Regions from separate parts of the Mus musculus genome. Here all the other regions are linked to region 3. A link is a loop called in an ENCODE intact Hi-C map of the cell type or tissue named here. Cell type or tissue: heart. All regions are shown on one strand. Region 1 overlaps 9530053A07Rik (RIKEN cDNA 9530053A07 gene). Region 2 overlaps Zfp850 (zinc finger protein 850). Region 3 holds the start of Psmc4 (proteasome (prosome, macropain) 26S subunit, ATPase, 4). Region 4 has its middle 34 kb from the start of Dyrk1b. Region 5 overlaps Fcgbp (Fc fragment of IgG binding protein). Region 6 holds the start of Eid2b (EP300 interacting inhibitor of differentiation 2B). Region 7 holds the start of Fbl (fibrillarin).

Region 1 (4,000 bases), 100 kb after region 3:
ATGATGGATGGATGGATGGATGGATGGATGGATGGATGGATGGATGAGTTGAGCCCCAAAGCCATGCAGTACCTCAGCCTCACTGGCAATGGACCACACTGCTGCAGTTGCTTTGTATACTCCAGTTCCTTCTGTGCCTGAAACACTGGGAATCGGCCTCCGCCTCTGGTTACTGATAGCATGCTCTCTGTCCCCACAGCCAGAGGAGTCAGTTCTCATTGAAAACTGCCAGCAACATTGTGTGTGCCAACCAGGCAAAGGCATGATGTGCCAGGATCACAGCTGCAAACCAGGACAGGTGTGCGAGCCCTCAGGAGGCGTCCTGACCTGCGTCACCAAAGGTGCTGGGCAGTGTGGCTGGGCTGGTGTGGGGGGACACAGGACACGGGCTGTGTGGCTGGGCTGGTGTAGGGGGACACAGGACACGGGCTGGGAGCTGAGGGTGACAAGCTTCATGGTGAGAGGTTCAGAGGGCTGTGGATTGAGATGCCAGACCTTAGGCTGCGATTCTAGGAGCCAGAGGCAGAGGTCATGCAGGCTGGGTGTCAGGGGGCTTTAAGGCTGCGGGAACCCTGGGGCAAGATTTTGATGGTGGAGGTCAGAGGCCCTTGGAGTACTGCAGGATTGGGCGATCTTTTGTTCTCAAATGCAGTGACAATTACCTAAGTTTGCAGGCCACATGGCCTGGAGTAAAACTTCTCACTGAAAAGCAGATTTATTTACAACTGCAAGCACCAGAAGGTTCTGAGTTCTTGCCCAGGGGCTCATTGGGTTGGACATGGGGCTTCAGAAACCAGCATCGGAGTCCAGGAATCGCTGGGCTAATCAGAGCTCTGAGATTCTAAGGTGGTTGTCCCCAGGGTAGAAGCAGAAACAAAATCAAAGAAGAACCTTGACTATGGTACCGTCCAAGCAGAGGCTCATGATTTTGGAGATGCAGGTCTCAGAAGAGGCGCCCCTCCTTCAAAACTGGGGACACAGTTTTAACCTCAAAACGGTTTCTCAGGAAGGCAACCCTCTCGTGCAACGAACGAAGGAGGAGGACTCCAGAGTTAAGGGCCGGGCTGGGGTTCTCAGAAATGATGAGCAGGACTGCAGGGTCGCTGAGGGAAAGTCTGCATTGATCAGGGTCCCAGCAGGAGAAAGGAAGTTTACTATGGCAAGGGATTCACATATTTGAGGATGTGTGCGGCTAAGTCCCTGCTTAGCATATGCTGCACCCTGGAGTCCACCCACAGCTCTGGGGCTGGGGAAGGGCACTGCCAACACCGATTGCTATAGGGTAAGGAAGAGCGCATGCAACAGACGACTCATTGAGTGGCCCCTGCAGGGTTTCCTTCACCACATAAGAAGGCAGGGATAGGGAAGTGACATACCCTGAGGCTGTCTCAGACCTCACTGGCGAAAGCCTGGCTGAAGTGCTGAGAAAACTCAGCCGGAAGCAGCCAGCTATGTATCTAAGTGACCAGCTAGAGAGCCAGTATCCAACCTGCCTCAGGCCTCACGGAGTCACCCCCACTGCAGCAGCAGCAGCAGCCAGATGAGCAGCGCAGGCTGTGAGGACAGGCGCCCCTGCCTCCCGCAGACTCCCCAGCGCCCTCTGCTGACAAAGCTTCCAGACCGATTTCAAACAGGAAACAAGACAGAGGAGCAAGTTTGAAGGCTTGAGGATGACACACAGAGATTGTATGTGCACCCCATAACTAGAAACCTAGGGGAGGAAGTATAGAGGCACTAACACGGAGTCTTGGACATGAAAGCTCTCCAACGTAATCATCAGTACTGAGACTCCTGAGGCAGAACACAGTGCCACCTGCAAATGGAGCTAGTGCCTCAGGCCATAAGATGTAGACTGGGGACCAATTCAAAGTGTGAGACATTGGGACCCCAGACACGGAAATCTCACCAGGAAATCCCAGGACTGGGGTCTTGAGCATAGAGACATAGGGTCCAGAAGAAGGTGTTTGATCCTCCCTGGAACTGGAGTTACAGACGACTGTGAGCCTCCATGTGGCTGTAATGAGCCAACTCCAGGCCCTCCATGAGAACAACACATGCTCATAACTGCTGAACTCCATCTCTCTGGCTTTTCCCCAGAGCAACCCTAGGACCTAGGACTTAGGTGTCAACACTGTTGCCTGGAATCTGGTCTCCCTCCTAGCACATTCAGAGCCAATATGCCCGGTACCTCGTGGGGTAGATTCTGGGAACAGCCGTGTTGGTGGTAGGCAGCAGCTCAAGAATATTGTCTCCTCTTTCCATAGACCCATGCCAAGGTGTTACCTGTCGGTCACAGGAAACATGCACAGAGAAAGATGGCAAGGGTGTATGCAGAGCCAACTATGAGTCCAAGTGCTGGGTGTGGGGAGACCCTCACTACCATTCCTTTGATGGCCTGAACACTAATTTCCACGGGACCTGCAGTTACCTGATGGCAGGAACTGGCTGCCCTGGCACTGGTGCTGAGGGGTTGACCCCCTTCAGTGTCATTACCAAGCATGAGAGCCAGAGCGACCCTAAGGTGTCCTACGTGAGGAAGGTCACCGTGAAAACCTACAACACCAGCATCACCATCCACGAGAAAAAGACTGGCAGAGTTCAGGTATGATTAGTGGGACCTAAGACTCTAAGAAGGCCAGCGTTGGGAGAGACCTTGATCAATCAAGAGATCTAAAATAAACCCCAATGGCAGATCTCTTTCCCAAGAGCCTGAAATAGTGGGTTAGAATGTCAGCCAGGAAAAGCCCTTGGCCAGGGTAATGGAGGAAGCGGGACAACAGAGGATACAGCTCCACCCGCACTGCTCCCTGACCCCTGCTGGACTCCCTCTCTCCCCAGGTGAATGGAGTTTTCATGGCCTTGCCTGTGTACTTGGCTGGTGGGCGGATTTCAGTGATTAATGGAGGCTCAAAGGCTGTGCTGGAGACTAACTTTGGGCTTCAGGTCACCTACAACTGGAAGTGGAGGGTACACGTCACACTGCCCAGCAGCTACTATGGTGCAGTGTGTGGGCTCTGTGGGAACATGGACAAAAACCCCCAAAATGACCAAGTCTTCCCTAATGGCACAATGGCACCCTCAATACCTACCTGGGGTGGCAGCTGGCAAGTTCCAGGGTGGGACCCTCTTTGTTGGAATGAATGTCAGGGGTCCTGTCCCACATGCCCAGAGGACAGAGTGGAGGAGTATAGGGGTCCTGGCTTCTGTGGACCTCTGGACCACGACACAGTGGGTCCCTTTACCAGCTGCCATGCCCATGTGCCTCCTGAAAGCTTCTTTGAGGGCTGTGTGCTGGACGTCTGCCTGGGTGGTCAAGTCAAAGACATACTATGCCAGGCACTGGCTGACTATGCTGCTGCCTGTCAAGCTGCTGGCATCAAAATCGAGGACTGGAGGACTCAGGCCGGTTGTGGTGAGTGGTGGGGAGCAGGACAAGGCCTGGGCACGTGACACTGGCTCTGCTGGGCTGGGCTGGCTTCACTCTCACCCTTTGCAGTCTTTCAGCTGGTTTCTGTTCATGCCTGTTTCCTGGCTGTGTCTGTCTGGTCTGCAGCTCATCTCTCTCTGTCTGCCCTTCACGCCATCAGCTCTACTTTGTCACTTCGTCCCTCTCTGACTATGTCACTGGATCTGCAAGTCTCTCTGTCCCCTTCTGTCTCTGTTGATGTCTCTCCCCACTCTGTCCCCATAGGCCAGTTCAACATTGTTCTTGGTTTCTCTCTCCTTCATCTACAGAGATCACCTGCCCTGTCAACAGCCACTACGAGCTCTGTGGCCCACCCTGCCCAGCCAGCTGCCCACCCCCTGCACGACACACAGCCCCAACTGCATGTGATGGGCCCTGTGTGGAGGGATGCCAGTGTGACAAGGGCTTCGTCCTGAGTGCTGATCAGTGTGTTCCCCTGGATGGTGGCTGTGGCTGCTGGGTCAATGGCACATACTATGAAGCAGGCACTGAGTTTTGGGCTGATACCACCTGCTCTAAGAGGTGTCACTGTGG
Region 2 (4,000 bases), 67 kb before region 3:
CCCTTGCCTTTCTTGACCTCCCTAAATTAACCTATGTTCTGTTGTTTGTACAGTTTCCATATTGCAGTCTTCTGCTTGTTCCTGGGTTGTCTTTGAGACATTTACTCTGTTTTTATTAATGTTGGCACTACCTACTTGGTCTTAGGTTTATGCAACACTCCTCACAATGACAAGAGAAGGAAATGTTTATTGACATAAGTTATATATTCTGAGCTATAAGACAAGTCTCCAAAACAAAACAAAACAAAAAAAGCCAGGCACTTGTGGTGCATGCCTTTAATCCCAGCATTTGGGAGGCAGAGAAAGGCAGATTTCTGAGTTGGAGGCCAGCCTAGGATACAGAGTGAGTTCCAAAACAGCCAGGACTACACAGAGAAACCCTGCCTCAAAAAAACCAACCAACCAAACAAACAAACAAACAAAATAAGACAAGTCTCAATGAATGTAAATGAATCTAAGTTATGCACATGATGTTTAAAAATGGAATTAAATTAAAAATCAAGGACAGATAACTGTATGACAATATATTAATTTCCCTGTTCCTAGGAAAAATAGCTGAGAAAGCAACAGAAGGAAGGAAATGTTTTTTGTTGCTCTTGATTCTAGTATTCAGTCCTTCACAGCAAGAAGAGGTCATGGTGGGAGGAGCTTGGGACTGATGGCCACACTGTCTGCAGAAGCAGAGAGAGAGTGACATGCTCATTTTCAGCTAGCCTTCTCCTTTTTATGTAGTCTAGGATATCGCTTTCAAGGTGTGTTTTCTCACCTCACTTAACCTCATGTAGATCATCCCTTACTGACACATCCAGAGGCTGACTCATCTAAGAGATCCTCATAGTCATGGCTAGAGGCTCCTCTCCCAGGGGATTCCAGATCCTGCCAAGATGACAATATCATAAACACGTTTACTAAGATACTGGAAACGTGAAAGTGTATGAGTAATAAAATAACTGAAATTGTATGTTTGAGTTATCCCTTTATGGAATATAATTTTCTGTTACTCAATGTCTTAGAGTGTTACTGCTGTGAACAGACACCATGACCAAAGCAATTCTTCTAAAAGATGAGATTTAATTGGGGCTGACTTGCAGATTCTGAAGTTCAGTCCAAGATCATCAAGGCAGGCGTGATGGAGGAGCTGAGAGTTCTACATCTTCATTCAAAGACAAACAGGAGAAGACTGGCTTCCAGGCAGCTAGGACAAGCCCACACCCATGGTGACACTCCTACTTTAACAAGGCCACACCTCCAAAGAGTGCCACTCCCAGGGGCAAGCATATTCAAACCACATTTGCCTTGGGATAAAAATAACAGTTGTGAGGGGTTGGGGATTTAGCTCAGTGGTAGAGCACTTGCCTTGCAAGCCCAAGGCCCTGGGTTCAGTCCTCAGCTCCGGAAAAAAATAAAATAAAAACAGGTGTGAAAGTTGTCAGACCAATTTGAAGTCATTTGTATCAGACTCTGGCTAGATGGAACTTCAAGGCCAAGAATGGAGGTTGTAGCTGTGTTGAGAATCCCTCCTTTCCCTTCCACCTTCCTGGCTTCACATTCACCTCTGCTAAATCTATTTCATGTGAGTGAGCCATGCCTCTCCACAGTAGACACAGATTTCCATCCTGTGTGGAGTGTGTGTCAAAAACCCATGTTTGTGTTTTGTGTCTATGTGAGTTTATGTCTCATGTCTGCTTTGGAAGCCAAAAGTGGAGTCTGAGGATGTGGTGGTGGGTGTGGCCATCCACACTTAGACTGGAATGGGGATCCTGGAAATCCTTGTATTGGCCTCCTTCTTTTAGACCCTCTTTTTAGAAGACGTGAATTAAGGCCATCAGAGAAAATAACCAACCATTTTGTGTTGGCCAATATCCTTTAGATTCCTTGGGCAGGAATCCCACAGAGCATGGAGACATTTGGAATTCAGGATTTCATAGCCAAATGTTAGATGCAAGCTTATCTTCTACTTTCTCCCAGAATTTTCCTCAGCACCACCTGTGTTTCAGGTGGCTACCATGTCTTACGTCTCAACCCCACAGACTCCACAAGAAAAAAACTACCCCTGTCCTGATCTGGTTGTCTCCCCTACTAGAAAATTCATTGTCCTCCATGACACTGACAGGCCCAATGTCTAGCATGAATACATCTGCAACTTCAAGTCTTAGATGTCACTCTTGTCTACTCACTGGTGTAGGCAGAGACTCATTCTTCCTTCTCATTATCACCTGTCCTGGTGTGATTTGTCTAGGAGTCATGAAGTGGGTTAGTGCATTTATCTCATATATCCTCTACAGGCACAAACTGCAAGTCTGATAGCTTTATAGCACTAAGCCATCTCTCCAGATGGCTCCAGAGACCAGAGTCATGAGATCTAGCCTGACACTTGGGAACTCCTTTGTCTAATTATTTTCTGTCTCATTTGCTTTTGAAACTTTTGTTTTTCGTTACAGCATCCAGAAGTCACAGTTTATGAGATGGTGTGACCCTAATGTCTTGTCTTCCAGCCTTCCCCTTTTGCCTAAGATGTCACACCAAGTCAGTATGTGCTTATCCTGCTGAGGAAGCTGTAGAAGATATCTGGTTACTACAGCAGCATTGTAGGTGTTCCCTGGTCTGCTCATGTCAATGGATCAAGAACCCATTTTGTAGCACTCAGATTTTACACACTTGACTGGACTCAGATTTTACACAGGGTGACTACAGAGCCACGACTCTGGGGAAACCATGCACTTAAAACCCACTACACAGACAGTGCTGTGCCACAGTTGCACTGGATGCTGCAGTAAGCATCTTGGATGAGTCTGTTCAGGGCCTTTGTCCCATTAAACCCACAGGAGCTGCTGAGATGAACAGTGCAAGAAGGCTCAACAGATCAAGCCGAATTGGAATCCCTCATGCTGAAGTTCCACGTGACCAAGCCATTTTGCAAAGCTCCTCCACTAGTTTATTTTCCCAGACTCCTTCCCCAGAAACTCCTAGTTCACTCTCCATATGGACCTCAGGGTAACAGATCAACACATGAGATTTTTCTACTAGAAACCTGGAAATCTTCTGTTGCATATAATGATCACCAGGCGGCAACAGGAGTGTAAGGATAAAAGCAAACACAAAGGGCTTCATTGCCCCTCAGTTGTCCACAGACTCATCTCCATTACTGTACCAGTATCAGCAAGGAGAAAGAATGGAGGAGTGGAACAGAAGAAACAAAATGAAGGCAGCTGGAGGAGGAAGAGGAGGAGGTGATCAAGGGTCCCCTTACCCCCAGCAAGGAGATGATCACAGTTTTAGTGATTTTTGTTTTTCTAAGAACAAGACAACTCTGCTATGAAATTCCTTTGTAAGTTCAATTAATTAAAAAATCTTTTCAATATATGACATCAATTTTTCACTTTGTTCATGATCTAAGAAAATCCATTCCATAATACTATCTTCCCTTTGCACAATGAATACAGTAGGGGAACGAGTTGAAGGTAAAATGAACAGAATACAATCACATTTAGAATCAACATGATCCACATATGCCTCTTGTAGTCTTTGTTCTAGAAGAGTCAACTCTTTATACTTTAGCTGACAGACATTTTGGACTGTTTAAATTTTCCTTGTATCATTTGAAACAAATTACTTAACTCATAAGTACTTAACCCAATTGTAGACCTCAGCCAGTTAATATCTTCCATTAATTTTTGAAAATCATTAAGAGTTTGCAATTGGTTCCTATGAAACCATACTTTTATTTTTTTAACTTTGCAGGTTTTTATTCAGATGAGATGCACAATCCATCCATGCATTCGAGAGCCCTCTTCCTCCTGCTAGAAGTTTGCCTTCCTGGTCCTAGTCTGAGTATCTTCTGGGCATTGGTCTCCTCCCCGTGACTCTTGGGTGTCACTTTCACAAACAAGTTTTTGGAGAACAAAACTCTGAAGAACTTTGGGTGGCAGTTGGTGCCGTCAACATTCCAAATGTCAAGGTTGGAAAGCCAACAGACCTGTAGCGTGTCCTCGTTCTGCGG
Region 3 (4,000 bases):
CTTTATCTAGAGCCTTTATAAACACACGGCTCAGTCGAGCAGCAGGAAAAGACAGGTAAGACACCAGAATCGTCAGCTACTGTAAGAGCAGGGTATGGATTTATGTCACTAGCATCTGTTGTATGCTGAGTCCTCAACAGAGCCAAACGTCTTTACACACAACCGATGCTTCCAGACAGCAGCTCCATATCCAGCAGCAGTTGTGGCGTTAACTCAGGCGAGGGAAGTGACCACCAGTTTGTTCAACTCAAACAGACTAGAACCACAAACATCAAAGGTACTCCAACCCACATGGTAAATTTCTTCTTGTTTGGAGACAGGGTTTCTGTATGTACTCCGGGAAACATACTAGGTAGACCAGGCTGACCTCAAACACACAAAGATCCTCTTGTCCCTCCGCCTCCTCAAGTGCTGAGGTTAAAGGCGTACACCATCACACTTGGATGGTGAAACTACACGCACACACGTGAATTGAGAGGCAGAAAGAGACATTCAGAAAATAAAGTATGTATCCACTTCTGGATCGGTCAGTACTCTGGCCATTCTATCACCCTGCCTTGCTCCCAGCCTGCCTCACCACTCACCTGTGGTGGAGCCCACGATGGCTGTGTTCTGATCCACAGCTTCCAAGAACTGACCGATGACCAAGGGGATGCTCTGGATCCGCTTCACCTCCTCCTGGGCGTGGAGGAATTCCTTCTTCAGGTTCTTCTGCTCGTCCTTGATATACTCCTCCTGCACTTCCAGGAACTCCAGCTCCTGCTGCAGCTTCTGCACGCACAGGGAGGGCAAAGGGTTGGCTGCAGCCTTGCCGTACCACAGTGGGAGGTGGGGGGGGGGGCGTATGTGATGGGGGATGGGAGGTATGCAGGAGCCAGCTTAGGGTTGAACACACCTTGTAGCGGCTGTACAGGTCCTCCAGGTCTTCAGGTTCGGGTCCCAGAAAGGACAGGCCGGTCTGCGGCCGAGACACGGACAGTGCTGGAATCTCATCCTGTAGACGGTAAAGACAACTTGGTGTTGGAAGCAGAGAATCATCTCGTGAAATCAGCGAAAGCGTTCTTCCTATTTCGCCACCAAGTCACCTATGTCTCCAGTACCTGACATCATTCACTATCTCTCAATAGATACAGGAGCTGCTCAGTCCCCTATGTAGATTGCTAATAGTAGGCCCCTTAAACAAAACTCATCATGAAAGTTTTGCAGCAGCTCCATACCGAACCTTAGCATCCCAGTCCCCTCAAGAGGTTCTAAAAGTCCCATGGATTTTAAAGTCAGAGTCACATTCAGAGTCTCATTACCCAGTTCTTCCCCTCCCCCCCCCAAAAGCTTTCATGTCAGATTCCCAACTCACGTTAAAGCCAAAGGTCACTCAGCCAAACCACAACCAATACTTAACGCCTCACCGTTCACGTCCCAAGCACAGTGAGTCCACTGGTCCCTTGGCCACGAACATACCTAGGCCACGGGGCCCCCATACATCATCCTCCACCTGGTCCAGACCCCAAACCGAAAAGCTAGTAAGCACAGCTCTCCAGGCCTCGCAACCGTTCTGTCTGAAAAGTCTTTAAGTTCAACGCCACTTTCCTCCCGCTCTGCTTTTCTGAGCTTTGCCGCCCTCCTGACAACATGACTACCCCGCCAGGCCCCGGGACCACCCAAAGCTCGACACCGAGGCCTCTGAAACCACCCAGCCCAGAGCTGGGATCCTGAGAACCCCTCAGCACCCCACTCATGTCCAGCTCCCGCTAAGAAACCCAGATCCCCACTGCACCTGAATCTTTTCCACCAAAATGCCTATCTCCTCCATAGTGACCAAGCCGGCCTCAGTGCAGCCCGGCCAGTCACGGCTTCCGCTGACGCCAACGGAAGTCCTTCACATAGAGCATCTTGGGAAACGTAGTTTTTAAGGTACCGCTGCGGGTTGACCTGACGGGCCGGATAACAGGAAGGGCGGGAAACTCTTAGCCCTGGGCTCCGCCCCCAAGATGGGTTCCTGCGCTCTGCGCTCCAGGCGCGCGCGCGCGGACCCGCAAGGATGTTGCGCGTGCGCAGTAACTCTTGTTCTGGCGCCATCCTGCTTCGCGGCCCGTCGCGCGTTGTGAAGGTTTCTCCAGTAGATGGCGCGGCCGAGTTGCTCTTGAAGAAAAGTCTCCAGAGGATTGATTGATTGATTTTAATATTATCCACTTTTTTACTTTCTTGTCTTTACAAAGCCAGCCCCGAACTGAGAATATGAAGATTAATCAAGTCCTGTCCTAACTTGTTAAAAACTCCAGAGCTTTGTTAGAAGGAATTCGCAGACATAACTAAGTATAAGAAACGAGAGGCACTAAAGAAGCCTTTAGTTCCACAGAAGAATCTCTTGACCTTCTCTGGCCGCCACCTGAAGAGAGAAGCAGAGGTCACAGAACGGCGAGGAGCCAATCAGATCGTACCAAAGCTGGAGAAACCGAGGCAGCTGCGAATGCAGATCTTTGCGGAGTCCTGTCGAATCTTTTCTTCTCTGTCCTCTTCACATTATTTTTAGGGGCTGTCAAGATGGCCCAGTGCTGAAGAACACTTGTGGCTCTTCTACAGGACCCGAGTTCGGTTCCCAGCACCCAGGTGGGGCAGCTCACTAGCATCTGTAGGCAACTCCTTCGGTTTCTGCAGGCACCTGCACTCAAGCACACGTCCCCGCTAGCAGAAACACACTTACACATAATTAAACGTTTTGAAAGGATTTTATATTTAGTTACGTGTACATGTGTATATCGGAGTGCGAATTTGTGCACCTGGATTCAGTACATGCAGAAGCCAGAAAAGGGCATAGGAATCTGTGGCACTGGAGTTACAGACTGTGTGCGCCATCTTTTCAGCCTCCTGTTGAGTTTTGATTGTTGTTATGGCTCAGGAACTTTGATATGCTAAGCAAGCCCAGCTAAAATCCTTAGTATGTATTATATTCTCTTCTACAAAGAAGGAAGCTGGTGCCAAGCACTGAAGTCACTTGAGCAACTGGTAAAGCAGGGTTAGAACCTAGATCTGTATTCCTTGTACCAGGGATATACACTACCACACTTCATAACAGCTATAGTTTTTGTTAAGTAAACTTTTTATTGGGGCACAGATAGGTAGCAGGCACAAATCATTATTTTCTAGCTACATAATGCTGCACAAATTGAACGTCCTATCTGTTCTGTATGGTATGGAGAATCTACAGTAGCTCTCACACTGGCTAGCAGGTGGGTTCCTTCCCTCCATCAGTTGAAGAATTAAAAGACAGAAAAACAGTGACCACAAAGTAAAGGTGAAGTTTGTTGGCAGGCAATACAAATAGTTGAGAGAGGCAGCTCTCCAGCTATTAGGAGGCTGTGTTTTTCTTTGGTTTTAAGGTGTCCCGCTGGTGAGTTCCACGCCACCTGTTCTCTGTTGATCTAATGGTGCTTATGTAGCTCTTCTGTAGCAGGCCTATGTCTTGGTCCACTGACATGGAAATAACTGAATTGTTGCCTGGCTGAGGTAAGTGTGGGCACCCCAGCACTCTCTCCTCTCTGTGGTGTAACAGGTAAGAGATCTGCAGTACATTAGAGGGGAGTGGCATATGTCTCAGAGAAATGGAAATTTACTGATGGGGCAAAAGCCTACGGAAACTCACTACTGGAGGCAAAAAGCCATTTAAAACAAGTAGAAGCACCATATAGATGACTCCCCATCAAGGCAGCTGGAAGAATCCCCATGGAGAGTCCCGGGCGTCTTCTTGAGTAATGCTTCCTAGGAAAAGCAAGACAAGCAAGCCTACAGATATCACCATCAGATTGGGTGCTCATAGTCATCCTTCAAAAATCACCTGGAAAGCCCCGGTGAGGCAGCCAGCTGGGCTTCTCACTGGAGAGATGTGGGCAGAGTAATCTCCTGTAGGGTGAGGCTTCCAAAGACAAGAACAAATGCAGGCAGCGGGTAAATAACATCAAAGAGGGCTCGTTCAGCCACCCAGCAGAAACCACTGCAGCCTGAG
Region 4 (4,000 bases), 160 kb after region 3:
CTACAAGAGGTCAAATTTCAGACATTTTTTTTCCGTTCTTCACCCCCCCACACACACACATCCCCATGGCTCTAAGGATGGAACCCAGAACCTTGTATATAAGCAAGTACTCTCACTGAGCCACGCCCCCAGCCCCTCCCTGGGGGATTCTAGGCAGGGGCTCTACCGAGAACAGAAGGATCATGAATTGGATGCCAGACTGGACTACACAGTATGAATCCATCCGAAGAAGTGCAGGGCAGAGCCAACATAGTCTGCAAACCTCCCAGCCTGCCCCTGGCCAGGAAGCAACATCATCCAGCTGGGAAGAGTGGAAATTGAAGCTTAGTTGTCCTGTTATCAAAAATACCTTTAGGAATCCTTCAGGATTTTTCTTTCCAATAAGCGGGGTTGGCTAGGGCCTTGGACAGGAACACCTATTGCTGGGATGGGACATCTTCTGAGGGGTCCATTTGCCTCCAGCCTCCATAAGGATGGAGAGTATATGATGCCATTGACAATCTCATGACATGCTCCCTCCCTCCCTCTTTCCCTCTCTCCCTTTGCCTTCCCCTGTGTGTGAGTGGGGGAAAGCATGTGTCATGGTTCCCTAGAGTCACAGAACTTATGGGAAGTCTCTATATAGTAAAGGAATTTGTGAATGACTTATAGTCTGCAGTCCAACTCCCAACAATGGTCAGCAGCAGCTGTGAATGGAAGTCCAAGGATCTAGCAATCGCTCAGTCCCACAAGGCAAGCAGGCAAAGGAGAGAGTAAATCTACCTTCCTCCAATGGCTTCCATAGGTCTCCAGCAGAAGGTGTGGCCCAGATTAAAGGTGTGTGCCACCATACTTTGTCCCAGATGACCTTGAACTCAGAGATTTCCCTGTCTTAATCTTCTAGGATTAATAGCCACTATGCCTCAAGATCTCCATGCCAAGGATTAATAGCCACTATGCCTCAAGATCTCCATGCCAAGATCCAGGTCAGAAATTTGTATCTCCCAGCCTCCAGATTAGGATCACAGTTGAGCCTTCCAATTCTGGATTGTAGATCATTCCAGATATAGTCGAGTTGACAACCAGGAAGAGCCACTGCAGCGTGCATGCACACATGCAGCATGCATGCACACATGCATGGTGGGCAGCTGGAGAACATATATGCACATGCAAGTGTAGGCTGGGGCTCAGCATTGAGTGCCATCTTTAACAGCTCTCTCCCTGAACCTAGAGGGTCACCAGCTCAGCTAGCCTAGCTTGCCAGTAGGCCCCAAAGGTCCCCCTATCTCCACCTCCCCAGCTATGGTGCAAACCATAGGTGCAAACTACACCTGGGAATCCAGTCTCACATGTTCATGCCTGCAGAACAAACTTTACCAAGAGACCCATTTCTCAGACCCACTTGTGGTATTTTGTTGTCTGCTATTTTGAGTGGTGAATAGGACCCAAAGCCAGGCGCCACCACTGAGCTCCATCTCCGACCTTTCATTTTGCTTGGTTGCTTACTTGTTTCTTTTTGAGACTCTGTAGCCCTGGCTTTTCTGCCTGGAACTTGTCGTGGTGAGTCTTCTGCCTCAGCCATCCAAGTGCTGAGATTACATACAAGCACCACCACACCTCGCCGCTCCCAGCCCTTGCTTGGTGTGTGGGTCTTGTTTTGATTTAGGTTTATTTGTGTGCATGAGAGTTACAAACGCTTGTAAACTCTTGTGTGTGTGTGTGTGTGTGTGTGTGTGTGTGTGTGTGTGTGTGCGCGCGCGCGCGCGCTGGGAATCCCACCAGGGACCTCTGCAAGGGCAGGCGATGCTCTTAATCGCTGAGCCATGTCTCCAGCCAGAAGAAACATGATGGGGCTTTGTAGCTCAGGTTGGCCTCAAACCGGTGATACCCCCTCCTCCTCCCTGGGCTGGGATTACCGCCGTACGCCAGTCAGTTATGGCTCCTCACCCCACCATGCTTAAGGGTGCCAAACGACCCACAGCCACCTAGCCATCTCCTTCACGGCCCTTTGACTCTTTCAGAGTGCATGCTTCCTAGTCCCCTGTTGCCCTTTGTCGCCTCCCGGCGGCTGCTTTGCACACTGCAGATTTTCTAGCCCCAGTCACTTCCCAAAGCGGGCTAAGGAATCAGGACCAGGGCTAAGGATATAGGTTGCTCCTGACCCTGGTGAACCCAGAAGAAGCACCATTAGCCAAGAAAATCTGTTACTCAAGGTGAAACCAACATCTAGGATGAGAAAAGTGTTCAGAGTACAGAGGAGTCGGGAGTCACAGAAACCAGGAGCCACTGACGTCAACAACTCACCTGCCATGCCTGGAAACACACACCCAGGAACAGACATTTCTGGGAGACTGGGCTCATATTTGGCCCTGTGCTGACAGTGGCAAGGAGCCCAAACAGAGCGACAAAACCGGGCATCGTGGTGTCTGCCTATAATGCCAATATTTTTCAGGTGGAAGCAAGAAAGTTAGTTTGAGACCAGCCTGGGCTACATGCTACCCTATCTCAAAATCCAATAGCCAGGCACTGAAGTGCACACTACTAGTCCCAGCACTCGAGAGACAACGGCAGAGGATTCTCTGTGCATTCCAAGCCAGCCTGGTCTACGTACAGAGTGGACAAGCCAGGGCTACATGAGACCCCCAATATGTATCTATGAGCGGGAAGACGCTGGGTCACTGAGCTCTGCAAACTGGACATGGGAGTGTCCCTTTGGCACAGACCTTGGCAACGACAACTAATCCCAAAGAGAATAATGGTGGGAGCAGGAAGTTAGAATGCTTCCCCAACAGCCTGCGGGCACAGGTCAGCTGTGGCTGGGATCCAGAGTCAGTATAATGACAAAGCCCCAGGAGACCCAAGAGATCTTTCACTTGGAAAAACTGAAGCCCATGAGGATTCACCTCAGACAAAAGCTCTGACAGCTGCTATTTCCTGTGTGTATGTGTGTCTCCTTGTGTGTCCATGTGTTCTGGTGTCCACAGAGGCCATGTGCCACGCACTCCGATCGAGTCAGCTTGACAGGCCGAGAGGCTTAGAAGCTACTCACGAGGCAAAGAGTTTCATGGAAACTCACCTCCTGGAGTCTGGCGTCCTCTCTAACCCATACATTAATATTCCATTCCCGCATTAGTCTGGTGTATGGATCAACGTGCTCTCTTTTAGTATTATCTTATTATAAGTGCCTTTTAAGATTGAATTCTGACATAGCTAAGCCTTCACCAGTGTTCCAACAGTCCTAGAACGTCCTTGAGCTAGACCATGGGCTTGGAATTCAGTAAGAATGTTGCCTATTCAGTGACATTCAGAATTGCCTCTGGCATTACACTATCACTTTGAATAAAAGCTAAGTCACTGCCCTACACAGGAATTTACCATCTTCTAGGAAGAAGGAAGTTTGAGACCTAAAGAGGAACCAGAGTAGATACTTAGAACTTTAGATAGCTGAGTTACACCCATACACACGCATTTACAATGGCCTAGGGGGAAGGTGGACTATACAATAGACTAAAATAGGAACTATGGCAAGGGCATGAAGCCCTTGACCCTGGCTTCTAAGATTAAGTGAATCTTAGGTGGAGCTCTTTTTGATCCCAGTTGTTAACAATGAATTCTATCCCAGGTGGTTCCTGTTAGAATTTCTGTGTTTGTATTCCTCTGTTTTGTGTAAGAATCCAGTAACCTCTTTGTACCTTGCTGGTGTGTCACCCAACTTCCTGATTTTCTTCTGTATAAAAAGTTTGATGCTCAATTTGACAAATTACATTCAGATTCTATACAACCTCTCCTGTGTGCATCTGTCTGTCATTCAATCCAACGCTCTGCCCACCTGTGACTAGAGACCCATTCCATGCAGACAAAGGGGCCCAGAGGGTCTGTGGCAGCCATTGGATCCCCTGTGATTAAATTTACAAGCAACTGTGAGCCACCATGTATATGCTGGGATCCAAACCTTGGTCCTCCTCTAGAGCTGTAAGGGCTCTTAATCCGTGAGACATCTCACTAGCCCAAAACTAATTTT
Region 5 (4,000 bases), 50 kb after region 3:
CTGTGTGTCTGAGTGTGGTCCATGCAGTGAATGACTGTGTGTCTGAGTGTGGTCCAGGCAGTGAATGACTGTGTGTCTGAGTGTGGTCCATGCAGTGAATGACTGTGTGTCTGAGTGTGGTCCATGCAGTGAATGATTGTGTGTCTGAGTGTGGTCCATGCAGTGAGTGATTGTGTGTCTGAGTGTGGTCCAGGCAGTGAATGATTGTGTGTCTGAGTGTGGTCCATGCAGTGAATGACTGTGTGTCTGAGTGTGGTCCATGCAGTGAATGATTGTGTGTCTGAGTGTGTCCAGGCTAGTGGTGGGATATTTGTCTTCCATGCACAAAGCTCTAGATTCCCTCACTAAACAAAAGGACTGCTTTTCTTTTCACTTTGTTTGTTTGTTTATTTGTTTTTCCTTTTTTTTTCCTTTCTGTGTAGCCATGGCTGTCCTAGAACTCGATCTGTAGACCAGGCTGGCATTGAACTCACAGAAATCTGCCAGCCAAGTACTGGGATCAAAGTCATGCGCCACCACGTCCCAGCAACACTGCTTTTCTTAAGAACTATGCTTTATTAACATAGGTCAACTACAGAAAAGGAGCGCATTTGTGATCTCACTCCAGGCATCTTTTCATTACTGTGTTACTGTGTTACTCCCCCTCTCTGTCTCCTTTCTCTTCCACGTCTCTATCTGTCCCCGACCCTGACTTTCCAGTTTCACGTCCTTTTCCTTCCCTAACTTCCACGCGTGAGAGAAAACTTTATAATGATGGCACCATCGGCCTTCAGTCGTATCCATTTTCCCGCAAGCGGCGTGATCGATCACATTCTTCATGACTAAGTAAGGCTCCTCTGTGTATGTGTGCCGCATGTCTTGTCCTGTCAGCTGATGGGCACCTAAGCTGACCCCATCACCTGGCTACTTCGAGCAGTGAACAGCAGACATGGATGTGCAGGGACCTCTGTGGTGTGGTTGCTTGCCCGCCTTCGGGCACATACCCAGCGGTGGAGCAGGCACGCAGGGTCTCTGAGGCACTTCACACTCCAGGCACTTCACACTGATTTCCACAGGGGCTGCATCAGCTAACGTCCCCCCCAGCCGTGGATAAGGCTTTCCTTGCCCTGAGCCCTCACCAGCACTTGCTCATTTCCGTGATGACGGTCATTCTGGCTGGGCTGACATGAATTCTCGTTTTAAGTTAAATCAAGGATTTTGGCCACTTGCTCGCTGATTGTGTCCTTCCTTTGAAAAGTTTGTTTTCTGCCCATCTACTTGCTAAATTACTTGCTGTCTTGTGTTAATTTTTTTTTTTGAGTTCTTTATGTAGTCTGGATATTAGTCTCCTGTCAGATTAATGGCTAACGACTTCTCTCCCGTTCTGTGGCCTTTCCCTTCACTCTCTATGCAGAAGCTTTTTGATCTAGTGAAGTTTTATTTACCAGTTCTCTACACCGTCTCCTCAAGAGTTCATTGAGCTGTTAGCGACTGGTCCTGGTTTTTTCACTGTGTCCTCTAGCAGTTTTATAATCTAGGGACTGACCTTAAGGCCTGTCATCCATTTTAAGTTGATTTTTTTTACAAGGTAGTGTGGGGTGTGCGTGTGTGTGTGTGTGTGTGTGTGTGTGTGAGAGAGAGAGAGAGAGAGAGAGAGAGAGAGAGAGAGAGAGAGAGAGAGAGAGGTTTCTGTTTTCTATAAGGGGAAAGATGAGAAAAAAGGAAGCTTTGACCAAAGACAGGAAATTTTTTTTTAAAAAAAATGGAGGGAGAAGGAAAAAAGGGATTAAAAAATAAGGGTTAAGGCTGGAGAGATGGCTCAGTGGAGAGATGGCTCAGATGGCACTGGCTGTTGGCTGTTCTTTCAGAGGACCTGTGTTCAGTTCCCAGCACCCACATGGTGGCTGTGGAGAGACAGAGACAATGACAGACAGACAGAGTTTGTGTCTGTTCACTACCAAGGTTTGCATGTGTTTCTGCCCTCACCCACCTCAGTGGCTAGCTGCTTTCCTGCTGTCCCCGACTCACTCCTCAGAAATGATAGCAGTTAGTATGTGTGAACAGTCCACCTCCTTCCTGGCTGCTTTCAGATAAGGGAAACAGTGCTCACAGGAGTCCTGCCTAGAGCTGATCCCCAATGCTGAGAGAAGAAGGCTGGGACTTAAAAGGCCTCACCATAGACCATACTGGAGAGTGCGGGATCCTGCAGGTTGGACTTGGAGGAGTGAAATCCCCACTGATGTTGGTAAAACTCAGCTGGAAGCAGCCACCTGAGGTGTTTAGCTGATTAGCTAGAGAGCCAGGGTCCAACCTGCCTCTACTCACAGAGTACAAGCAGCGGCAGCAGGCAGAAGAGCAGCACAAGCTGTGAGGACAGGCACCCCTGCCTCCCGCAGACTCCCCAGCGCCCTCTGCTGACAAAGCTTCCAGGCCAATTTCAAACAGGAAACAAGTTTGAAGAGGAGCAAGTTTGAAGGCTGGACACCCAGACACAGAGCTGGAGCCACAGAGAGTGTGATACTAGAGGGGTCTCAAACACAAAAGTCCCTGGGGACCAGTCTTCAGAGACTCCTGAGGCTGGACTAGCACCCAGGGGCTGAATTTTGTAATGTGGGCCATCCAAACTGAGAGATTTAGACGCGGGGACCCTAGACATGAGATACGAAATTTCTGGACCCCTAGTGGTGGGTTCTCAGATGTAACACACAGCAACTCCAGGAATGAGGGCTAAGGTGTCAAGACACTAAGGTCTGGTCACAGCTGCAGCAACCATCAGAGATGACATCCCTAGCACAGACAGGCAGATGGCAGGAGCAGACATGCTTGTGGTGGGCAGCCCCTCACGGTACTTTCTCCTCTCCTCACAGACCCATGCCATGGTATCACCTGCCGACCACAGGAGACCTGCAAAGTTCAAGGTGGTGAGGGTGTGTGTGTGCCCAACTATAATTCCACGTGTTGGCTGTGGGGTGACCCTCACTACAACTCCTTCGATGGCTGGAGCTTTGACTTCCAGGGCACCTGCAACTACCTGCTGGCAGGAACGCTCTGTCCTGGGGTCAATGCCGAGGGCCTGACTCCCTTCACTGTCACAACCAAGAATGAGAACCGGGGTAGCCCCGCTGTGTCCTACGTGAGACAGGTCACTGTGACCACTCTCAACACCAACATTTCCATCCACAAGAATGAGATCGGCAAAGTCCGGGTATGTTAGCATGATGGTCCTGGAACACCCTGGGGCATGGGGCCAAATGAACCCTGGTGTTAAAAGCAGCAGTGAGGAGCTGGAAACTCACCATTTCCACAGAGGCATGAAACTACATAGAGAAAACTGCAGGAAATGGGGCACCCTTTACCTGGTAGTCAAGCGCAGCCCTCTGCTAAGAGCTTAAAGTAGACCCATGACGTCCTCCTTCACATAGACCAGTGTTTCTCAGCCTTCATAATGATGTGACCTTTCAATGCAGTTCTTCATGTTACAGTTACCCAAAGCCATGCAATTATTTTTGTTTGTGAGTGATAGCCGTAAGTTTGCTGTTATGAATCATAATGTGTTTACTGATGGTCTAAAGTGACCCCTGTGAAAGTCATTTGACCCCCAAACCTATAAGTTGAGAACTGCCAGAATAGACATAGATCTGAGCTCAGGTCCCCTCCTGATGAGGTCTGTGACACCATGCAAGGGACTGAACTCGGCAGGCCTTGATTCTGCCCGAAAACCCAGCACTGTGGTACCAGTTAGAGCTCAGCTCAGAGCCCCACTCCTTAAGCAAGCATCTGTCAGTGGTCGGGAACGAACGAGAGGCCCAGGCTCAGAGAACATCAGAGGAACTGGGGTGGGGGTGGGGGGCGGCAAGCATAAACCAAACATTCTGTAGATGGAATGAGGGTGTAGGGAAACAGTGACTTAGAGAGAGGCTGGAGCCAGGACAGAGTCAAAGCCTTCTGGTCAAGGGAGACATATAGAACAGAGATGCAGAAAGAGAGGGACAGGAAGGGAAACAAAAATGTGGGTAGGAGA
Region 6 (4,000 bases), 230 kb after region 3:
TGTCCTGGCTTCCTTTGGTGATGAACAGCAGTATGGAAGTCTAAGCTGAATTAACCCTTTCCTCCCCAACTTGCTTCTTGGTCATGATGCTTTGTGCAGGAATAGAAACCCTGAGTTAGACACCCACACACGTGTACATACACATTCACACAAAAGTACATAAGCACACACCTATAAATAAAAATAACACATTTTTAAAAAGAAAGCTTGTTGAATTTTGTCAAAGGCCTCCTCAGGTTATGAACATAACAGACATGGTACAACTTGTAATCCCAGCAGCAGCAGGGAGCAGCAGGGAGCAGCAGCAGCAGCAGGGAGCAGCAGGGAGCAGCAGCAGCAGCAGGGAGCAGCAGCAGCAGGGAGCAGCAGGGAGCAGCAGGAAGGTGCTAACTTGGAGGACAACTTGTGCTCTGTAGCAAGACCCTGTTTCAAAACCGAGAATCTACAGATGCCATCCTAGGTTATGTCAGATGCACCATGACGAATTATGGGATCATGTTGAGACTAACACAGCATGGTCTTTATATTCTTTTCAATTTTACTAACAAGCTTTTTTGTGTGTATGACAGGGTCTCACTGTGTGTAGCCCTAGATGGATTAGAACTCTATGTAGACCAGGGTGACCTTGAACTCACAGAGCTCCTCCTGCCTCAGCCTCAAGTGCTGATTGAGCCCAGAGCAGCACCACTGAGCTACACTCCCAGGCAGTACGAGTGCATCTCCCACAGTATATACATAGTGCCAGAAGACAGCTTGCAGGAGTTGGCCTTCCTCCCACTCTGTGGGTCCAGGGGATGCAACTGAAGACATCCTCAGCATTACCTGCTGAGCATCTCGCTGGTCCTCTAACCCTAGGCTTATTTTTACTTTGAGTCATGGTCTTAGTTGCCCAGACTGTCCTTGAAGTCTGTAGCCCAGGCTACCCTTGAACTTTTTCGGCATTGGACACCTAGGTAGCTGGGGTTACAGGCTTGAGCTCCAGATGCGAGTGTTGGGGACAGCATTGACAGGTTGGAGACATGTGGCCTCTGGGTTCCTCAAAGGCACGAGAAGGCAGGTGCAGAGTTGATTACGTGGCGGAGATACAGCTGCATTTCAGACTCTTAGCACACTTTTCACATTAGCCCAGGCTGGCCTAGAACTTGCCAAGTAGCCCAGGACGAACATAATCTCATCTTCCTGCCTCTACCTCCCAAAGACTGGGATTGCAGCTGTGCTCCACCACGGGTAGCCCTCTTGTTTTCTGAGATTATCGACAGGCAGTGGCCACCCTAGGAGATTCAACAGTGTATTACACTCAAGTAAGGGAAGTGCTGCCACTGCGTGGGGGAAAGAGGCATGGAAGTGCCGAGAGAAACGGCTACACCAACCGTAACGAGCAAAAATGAAGAAAATATGCCAGCAAGATGGATCACTAGGTAGAGGCATTCACTTGCCAAACCTGACAACCTGAGTTTGGGTCCACATGGTAGGATGGAACTGACTCCTAAAAGTTATCTTCTGATCTCCATACACCTGCCGTGGCTCGAACTCGTGTGCGCACTCAAAGCTAAATGTGACACAGAAGCCAGAGTAGAGCACAACTGACTAGCACCTTGAGTTCAATAAGGTTGGAAGGAGAGAAGGCCACGACGTTGACCTTGACCTCCACAGCTGCACGGTTCCGACTTACACAGACACACTAAAAAACAGTCCGGAGATTAAAAGCACTTTTTCTTTCAGACAACCCAGGTTCAGTTCCCAAAACCTGTGTGGTAGCTCAAAACTACCTTGCTTCCTCCCTCCCCACCTTTCCTTCCCCCTCCCCTCTCTCTCTTCTCTGTCTCTCAGATAGGGGTCAAACCCAAGACCTTACACCCTAGGCAAGTTCTCAGCCACTGAGCTATCTCTAGCCCAGTTCACAAACACCCTGGAACTCTAGTTACCGATACCGTCTTCAGATTTTCTTAGGATCCAGACACACATATGGCTTACATATACAGATATGTAACAAAACATCCATATATGTGTTTGTTTGTTTGTTGAGACGGGGTTTCTCTGTCCTGGATCTGGCTCCAGAGATCCACCTGCTTCTGCCTCCGGAGTGCTGGTATTAAAGGCGTGCGCCGCCACCACCGCTAATTCCAGTTTTCTGGAGGCAGAAGCAGGCAGATCTGAGTGTATATATGAGTTCCAGGCCAGCCAAATGTACATGGACGCTGCCTCAAACAAGGCAATAAAATAATAATAATAATAATAATAATAATAATAATAATAATAATAATAATAATAATAAATTAAAGTATGTGATGCCGCCCCTGCTGGTTCAGAACTTGAGGCGGCCGTGGCGGTAATGGCACATGGCACCCCTAGAGGGCGATAGAGGTCCGGGCACCCGTCCTTGCGCAAGCACTTTTGTTTTCCAGGGCGCCGAGGCCCGCGCATGCGCACATCTTCACGCTGCCGCCGGAGCCGGTGCTTCTGAGGATTCAACGGTGGCAATGTCCGAGCTTCCCGGAGAGAGCAGGATCCCGGACCTGAGCCCCATGAACGGCGTCGGCGACGTCCTGCAGGTGGGACTGGGCGGAGGCAGTCCGGTCCCCGAAGCCCAGGAAGACCCGCTGGCCACAGCCTCCCAGCCCATGGCGCCGGCCCCGGGCCTGGCTCCCGGGCAGTTCCCCGGCGTGGCGGGCCTGATGGCGATCCCGCACGTCCACGCGCCGCTCCTCCTCCTAGAGCTGTACGAGCAGCGGATGTTCCAACACTATCTGCACACCAACCCCCTGATCCCCACCAGGCTGCTCCACGAAATCGAGGAGCGCCGCCGGCTGTTCGTGGAGGGCTGCAGGGCCAGGGAGGCGGCCTTCGACGCCAACCCCCCGCAGATGGACTCGCACGCCCGCGCCTTCATGCTGGCGCTCACGGCCTCCGACGCCCGCGGCCCCAACGCCGACTGAGGGGTGGCCTTCACCTATAACCTCCGAGGAAGGAGGCCGGAGGACCGGACTTCAAGGTCATCCTCCGCCATGTAGCGAGTTGGAGGCCAGCCTGGGCTACAGGAGACTGTCTTTTAAAAATAAAAAATAAAAATAAAAGATTGGTGGCCAGGAAGTCAGGTGACTCCTAGAATCAAGGGCAAAGGCAGATGTCTGGGCAAATGTCATGAGGTGGGGAATCCATGCCAGAATCCAGCCGTGGGCAGGGTGGAATGAAGCAGGCCGGGAGAGAGAAGGGCACTTGAGGCTTGAGGCTGACAAGCAAAGAGGACTCTTCTGACTTCCACCTTGTGACTGTCAGCAATCTTTCCCTCCCCTGCATTTGTTGAAAATCATGGTTGCTTCACTGCGAAGGACGATGGTTTTGCAAAGATGAAGTCTAAGAAATATCAATGAAAAAGACCATAGAAATCAGCGGAGATGCGGGAAGAAACCAGGGGATGTGCTTGCTAGATTCTGTTCCTCCCGGGTTTTACTGAGTAAGAAGAAAGCTGTAAACCACTTGGACATTTCAGAATTGAGGGTCGTCCCATCGTCAGCTGACAAGATCCATGTATCGTTACTTCTTGTGTTTGATGTTCTGTAGACGAGTTGTAAATATTCAGATAGGGAAAACCATGTATGTGTTGTGAGATGAATATTTTTCCAGACCTTGTGTAGTTGTAACCATGCGGAAATAGATGAGTGATTATTTAAATAATACAGACACAAGACTCAAATTCTGCAAAAGATACTATGGGAAGTTAAACTTATCTGCCAAATTGAAAATAGGTATCCATACAGATTTGTGTTTTCTGTAGGGTTTTTCAAACAGATTTTATAAGGCATATATGAACTGGTACCAGTCTAGTTATCCCCCAATCTTGGGTGCTGAGGATGGACCCCAAGCCTTCTTGCCCTGCTCCCATTCCTTCTGAATCAAGGTAGGGTAGGGTTTTGGCTCAGTGGTTAAAGGTGTCTGCTGCTAAGCCTTATTACTGAATTTGATCCCTGGACCCAAGAGGTGAAGGTGGAAGAATCCACAC
Region 7 (4,000 bases), 120 kb after region 3:
CTAGTAGCTTTCAAAATTACTGGCTTAGCCAAGAGGCAGAGAGTGCAGGAAAACTCTGCTAATTAAGGTTGAAGTCCACCATTGACCGGAGAGCCTTCTGGAGCTCAGCGAAATATGGAGGACTCCCTTCATTGGCAGGGATTCTCCTTCTCTGACCTTGCATGGGAAGTTCACACACACACACACACACACACACACACACACACACACCCCTCTACCTGTGGAATATCACATAGCCTAAGCTCAACTTCCTTTCTCCTGTGAAGAACCTGGTTAGCTAGCACCCTAGATTCCTGAAATGCTTCCCCATGCTAATGAGACATTTCGGTACCTTAAGCCTTCAGCCAGTGATGTTTGCCCAACCTGGATGATCCTATGCCCAGTCTCCAAAATTATATAAGCCTTGGATCACCCCAAGTAAAGTTGATCTGTCTCCCTGCATCTGGTGGTGGCAGTGCCACCCTTCACCATATGTACTCACAGGGCTTCTGACACACACCCCACCTTGTGGACCAATATGGCTGGACAATCCCCAAGGGTGGAGAGAGTCACAGAGAGAAAGGGCACTGAGGAGAGTGAGGATCCAATCTTATATTCTAGCTTCATTCTGTTGCTATGTCCAATACCATGGCCTAAGCAACTTAGGAGAGGTAAGGACTTTACTGCATTTTGCAGGTTGCCATCAATTACTGAGGAAAGTTGGGAACCCGAGCAAGATCAGAGTAGAAACACTGGAGGAGCATTGCTTGCTGGCTCCTTCCAGGCTTGTGCTTACCGAGTTTTCTTATACAGCCTACAACCACATGCCTAGGAATGGTACCACCCCCAGTGGACTCTTCTAGGACACTCCATCCCTTATCAAGTTGATCCACAAAAACTTCACCTTAAGCATAACCATTTAATTCCTTGTCCCCCAAAGTCTTGTGTGAATGTCATAATTTAAAACACAGTCAAACATTTAAGTCTTTAAATTTTTTCAGCAGTCTAAAAGTCCAAGGTTTCTTTAAAAATTCCAAGCACTAGTGCAGGGCTCAGCCCTATATCAGTCCCACCAGCACCCAAAAGCCTGGGTAGTCCAGCTTCTCCAACTCTGCAGTCCTCAGCACACAGCTTGTCTCAGGTTTAACCTGGTTCCACATCACACCTGCCGCTGTTCTTGGTGGACATTCAGCAGTCTTGGCATCTGCAGTAACCTGGGACCTCCTTTGTAATTGAGGCCACACCTTCACGAGTGACCTCTCCACAGGGACTCTAACACCGCCATATGTTACCAAATCTCAGCTGCTCTCCACGACCCCTCTCATACCTTCACAACTAGTACTTCCTAGCTGACTCTTACATAGTACTTGCCAAGTTCAGACCTTATTGAACTTTTTAAATAAATAATAATAATAATAAAAATAGCCAGGCAGTGGTGGTGCACGCCTTTTATCTCAGCACTTGAGAGGCAGAGGCAGGCGGATTTCTGAGTTTGGGGCCAGCCTGGTCTACAGAGTGAGTTCCAGGACAGCCAGGGATACACAGAGAAACCCTGTCTCAAACAAACAAACAAACAAACAAAAAAAAAAGAATGAAAGAAAGAATTTAAATTAATTTTTTAAGAAATCCTAGGAGCTTGGGAGGTATCTCAGCAAGTAAGAAATCTTGCGCTGAGCAAGCATGAGGACTTGAGTTCAAATCCTAATGCCTGTCTTAAAAAATTGAAGTGGTCACCTGTGTGTCTGTAACACCAGGGCTGGGGTGGTAGTGGTGAGACAGGGGACTTTCTGGCCACCAGCCTAGCTCCGGGTTCAGTGAGGATCCTAAATCAAGAGAATAAGAGAGAGGGTGATAGAGCAGAACACCGTACATCCTCCTCCATTCTCTGCATACCTGCATGTGTGTGGGCACACACACACTCGTGAACACATACACACACAATGTGTAAGCACTAAAACATTTCAGTGTCTTACAGGCTTGTAAGAATCCCCTTTAATGCTTATTTTGTCTAAAACAAAACAAAAACCAGTGCTGGATGCTAGGGTGATTTGTCACCCTGGCAACCATCCAGCCCTTCCCTGGCACTTGGCTGCCTTGAATGACTACCATCCAAGCAAACCCCTCTTGGCAGCCAGCTGGTCTACTGTCATGGCAGCCTGGCAGCTCTTGAATGCTCCACAGACACCTCCAGGAAGCTATACTGCATGGACCACCACTTAATGCTAAAAGACAACTCCTGCTCTAGGAGGCACTATCCTGGCCCTGACTATCCCCAAGAGTTTAACATGGACTTTTTGCCATCAGAAGCCTCTATAATCCTTGGCAGCCACTTCACCAAGGCCAGAGGGAAACCATTTCCCCTGGTAACCCAACAAAAAGTCAGCGGTTAGTGCAAATGATCTTTCAGTTGCACGGAAGGCTGTAAGTTCTGGCTATTAGGACGCTTCTTCTGGAGACCGGTCGCTCCTGTGCTGCCTCCTGGTGGTGCAACATTAACACTGGGCCTTCTGCAACAGTTGTTGCTCGACTGATGTGATCTTTATCAGTAGGGTGGGCTGAATTCATGACCTGAAGAGGAGGAACAGAGGCAGAAACAACTGCAAACCAGCAGTGGCCTGGGAGCAGCTGCGACAACATTTGGGTGAGTGAAGATTTCCAGTAAGAGGCCAGGGGTAGAGAGCAGAAGCAGTGAGATGCCTGTTCTTCGCTGTAAAGGAGGGAGCTCTTTGAGCGGAAAAGGAAAAGGAAGGAGAAATAGAAAAGCGAAGTGTACCATAGGAGATCCCGAGTTCCAGCTCAGCCTGGACCCCACTGCAAAACCCTGTCATAAAATACAAACCTCAACAACAAACAGAAACATAAGGCTGTGCTGGAGAGATAGCTCAGCTGTGAAGAGAACATAATGCTCTTGATGAAGACTCAGGTTCGGGTCTCAGCACCTATTTGGCGGCTCACAATTAATTGCCGGTAACTCTAGTTCCAGGGGATCTGACGCCTTCTCCTGACTTCCATGGCGTATGCGTGGTGCACAGACAGACGAATATGCAAGCTAAACACTTCTAAGGATAAAATTTTAAAAATTTAAAGTCTTTGAAAAATAATAAATTTTTAAAAATCGGTATAACCCCTGATTCCTGGAGTGCTAGCATAAGTGAGAGGAAAAGTCGCAGCGCACTTGTGATAAAATTTGCCACTCTAGGAAAAAGTGAGGAGCGTAGAGACACGACAGAGCCGGAAAAGGATTCAGAACTCCCACCCAAGGGGCCGACTCCGACTTCCGGGAGACGGGACGCGCGTCTAAGGGGCGTGGTTACGCGCTTCCGTCACTCGCCGTGCGTCACCGCGCGCAGGCGCTCCTTTCCACGTGCGAAAGCCTGAGACTCGTGGAGTCGGGGACGCCGCAGGTTGCCTGAATCGCGCGACCAGAACGCAGTAATGAAGCCAGGTAAGGACCACGGTGCGGGCAGGAGTCGGGGGCTCTAGGCGCGGCGGGCGGGGACCGCGGCCGCTCGGGGCCGGGGGATGTGGCCGTGAGCTCGGCTCACCGGCCGGCCTACAAGCTTGCCGCCTCAGAGCGGCCGGTGCGGCCCTCCAGACCCTGACCCAGAGTTGGGGCTTGGATCTCCGAGCATTGCTTTAGGGGATCCGACTTGGGTCGCAGATGAAAGGGCCCCTGTCTCCACCCCAAGCCTTCCCTGTTGCCGCCGTCACCCACTGTCACTCCCTGTCAACGATACCTTGGTCCCCAACCCAGCTTCCCCCCGGGTAAATGAGGATCTCCGGCTCCGTGGTGTGCGGCGCTCGCGTGCACAGGCTGGCGCTCGCCGCGCTTCCGGGAGGGGCGGGACCCAAGGCTTGTAGGAGTAGAGGCTCTGGGGACCTGGGAGTCCCTGCTCTGTAGTGAGAGCGACTTTACTAGCCCGGCTATTAGCGGGGTAGGTGATTGGAATTGAGAGGGGTTGGTTTAGGTTTGGATTTTGAGAGCGTCTTGTCACGTGATCCTAGCTGGCCGAGATCCACC

Evidence for each region. Hi-C counts contacts between places; a loop is a spot of excess contacts. Peaks named below come from ENCODE experiments on the same cell type or tissue, not always from the same donor. Only the 100,000 strongest peaks of a DNase experiment are listed, where the experiment ranks them.
Region 1: a loop joins it to region 3, with 4 times the contacts of the local background. A loop is called at or near these places in 23 of 42 quality-filtered maps.
Region 2: it touches region 3 in a loop (4-fold over the local background); 2 of 42 quality-filtered maps call a loop at or near these places.
Region 4: a loop joins it to region 3, with 8 times the contacts of the local background. A loop is called at or near these places in 10 of 42 quality-filtered maps.
Region 5: a loop joins it to region 3, with 5 times the contacts of the local background. A loop is called at or near these places in 6 of 42 quality-filtered maps.
Region 6: a loop joins it to region 3, with 2.2 times the contacts of the local background. A loop is called at or near these places in 2 of 42 quality-filtered maps.
Region 7: it touches region 3 in a loop (5-fold over the local background); 19 of 42 quality-filtered maps call a loop at or near these places.

Annotation. Positions count from the first base shown.
Region 1 is chr7:28,150,454-28,154,453 of GRCm38, forward strand. 9530053A07Rik (RIKEN cDNA 9530053A07 gene) reads left to right here. Exons shown (of 20, transcript NM_001164655.1): 10 at 200-341; 11 at 2,265-2,602; 12 at 2,839-3,412; 13 at 3,736-4,000. Among named protein-coding and RNA genes, the nearest start is that of Gm38976, 4.0 kb to the left of the region's middle. In heart, a CTCF peak has its summit at 1,619 (motif pointing left); no DNase peak of the experiment used is centred here; H3K27me3 peaks cover 1,358 bases.
Region 2 is chr7:27,981,152-27,985,151 of GRCm38, forward strand. Zfp850 (zinc finger protein 850) reads right to left here. Exons shown (of 6, transcript NM_001254951.1): 6 at 3,320-4,000. It also overlaps the pseudogene Vmn1r-ps87. Among named protein-coding and RNA genes, the nearest start is that of Zfp780b, 4.0 kb to the left of the region's middle. In heart, no CTCF peak of the experiment used is centred here; no DNase peak of the experiment used is centred here.
Region 3 is chr7:28,048,209-28,052,208 of GRCm38, forward strand. Psmc4 (proteasome (prosome, macropain) 26S subunit, ATPase, 4) reads right to left here and starts at 1,884. Exons shown (of 11, transcript NM_011874.2): 1 at 1,775-1,884; 2 at 896-994; 3 at 585-771. The coding sequence starts at 1,810. In heart, no CTCF peak of the experiment used is centred here; a DNase peak (open chromatin) is centred at 1,963; H3K4me3 peaks cover 2,331 bases; H3K27ac peaks cover 1,380 bases.
Region 4 is chr7:28,212,309-28,216,308 of GRCm38, forward strand. No RefSeq gene overlaps it. Among named protein-coding and RNA genes, the nearest start is that of Dyrk1b, 34 kb to the left of the region's middle. In heart, a CTCF peak has its summit at 2,037; no DNase peak of the experiment used is centred here; H3K27me3 peaks cover 359 bases.
Region 5 is chr7:28,098,352-28,102,351 of GRCm38, forward strand. It overlaps Fcgbp (Fc fragment of IgG binding protein), which reads left to right. Exons shown (of 20, transcript NM_001122603.1): 11 at 2,847-3,184. It also overlaps the pseudogene Gm21925. Among named protein-coding and RNA genes, the nearest start is that of 9530053A07Rik, 29 kb to the right of the region's middle. In heart, a CTCF peak has its summit at 2,397 (motif pointing left); no DNase peak of the experiment used is centred here.
Region 6 is chr7:28,275,301-28,279,300 of GRCm38, forward strand. It overlaps Eid2b (EP300 interacting inhibitor of differentiation 2B), which reads left to right and starts at 2,406. Exons shown (of 1, transcript NM_001177427.1): 1 at 2,406-4,000. The coding sequence starts at 2,481. The coding sequence ends at 2,936. In heart, a CTCF peak has its summit at 2,353; a DNase peak (open chromatin) is centred at 2,431; H3K4me3 peaks cover 1,018 bases; H3K27ac peaks cover 801 bases.
Region 7 is chr7:28,166,395-28,170,394 of GRCm38, forward strand. It overlaps Fbl (fibrillarin), which reads left to right and starts at 3,354. Exons shown (of 9, transcript NM_007991.3): 1 at 3,354-3,424. The coding sequence starts at 3,415. Gm31024 (a long non-coding RNA gene) reads right to left here and starts at 2,468. Exons shown (of 2, transcript XR_001778069.2): 1 at 1,714-2,468; 2 at 879-1,531. In heart, a CTCF peak has its summit at 2,468 (motif pointing left); DNase peaks (open chromatin) are centred at 2,487, 2,966, 3,307 and 3,737; H3K4me3 peaks cover 2,087 bases; H3K27ac peaks cover 1,887 bases.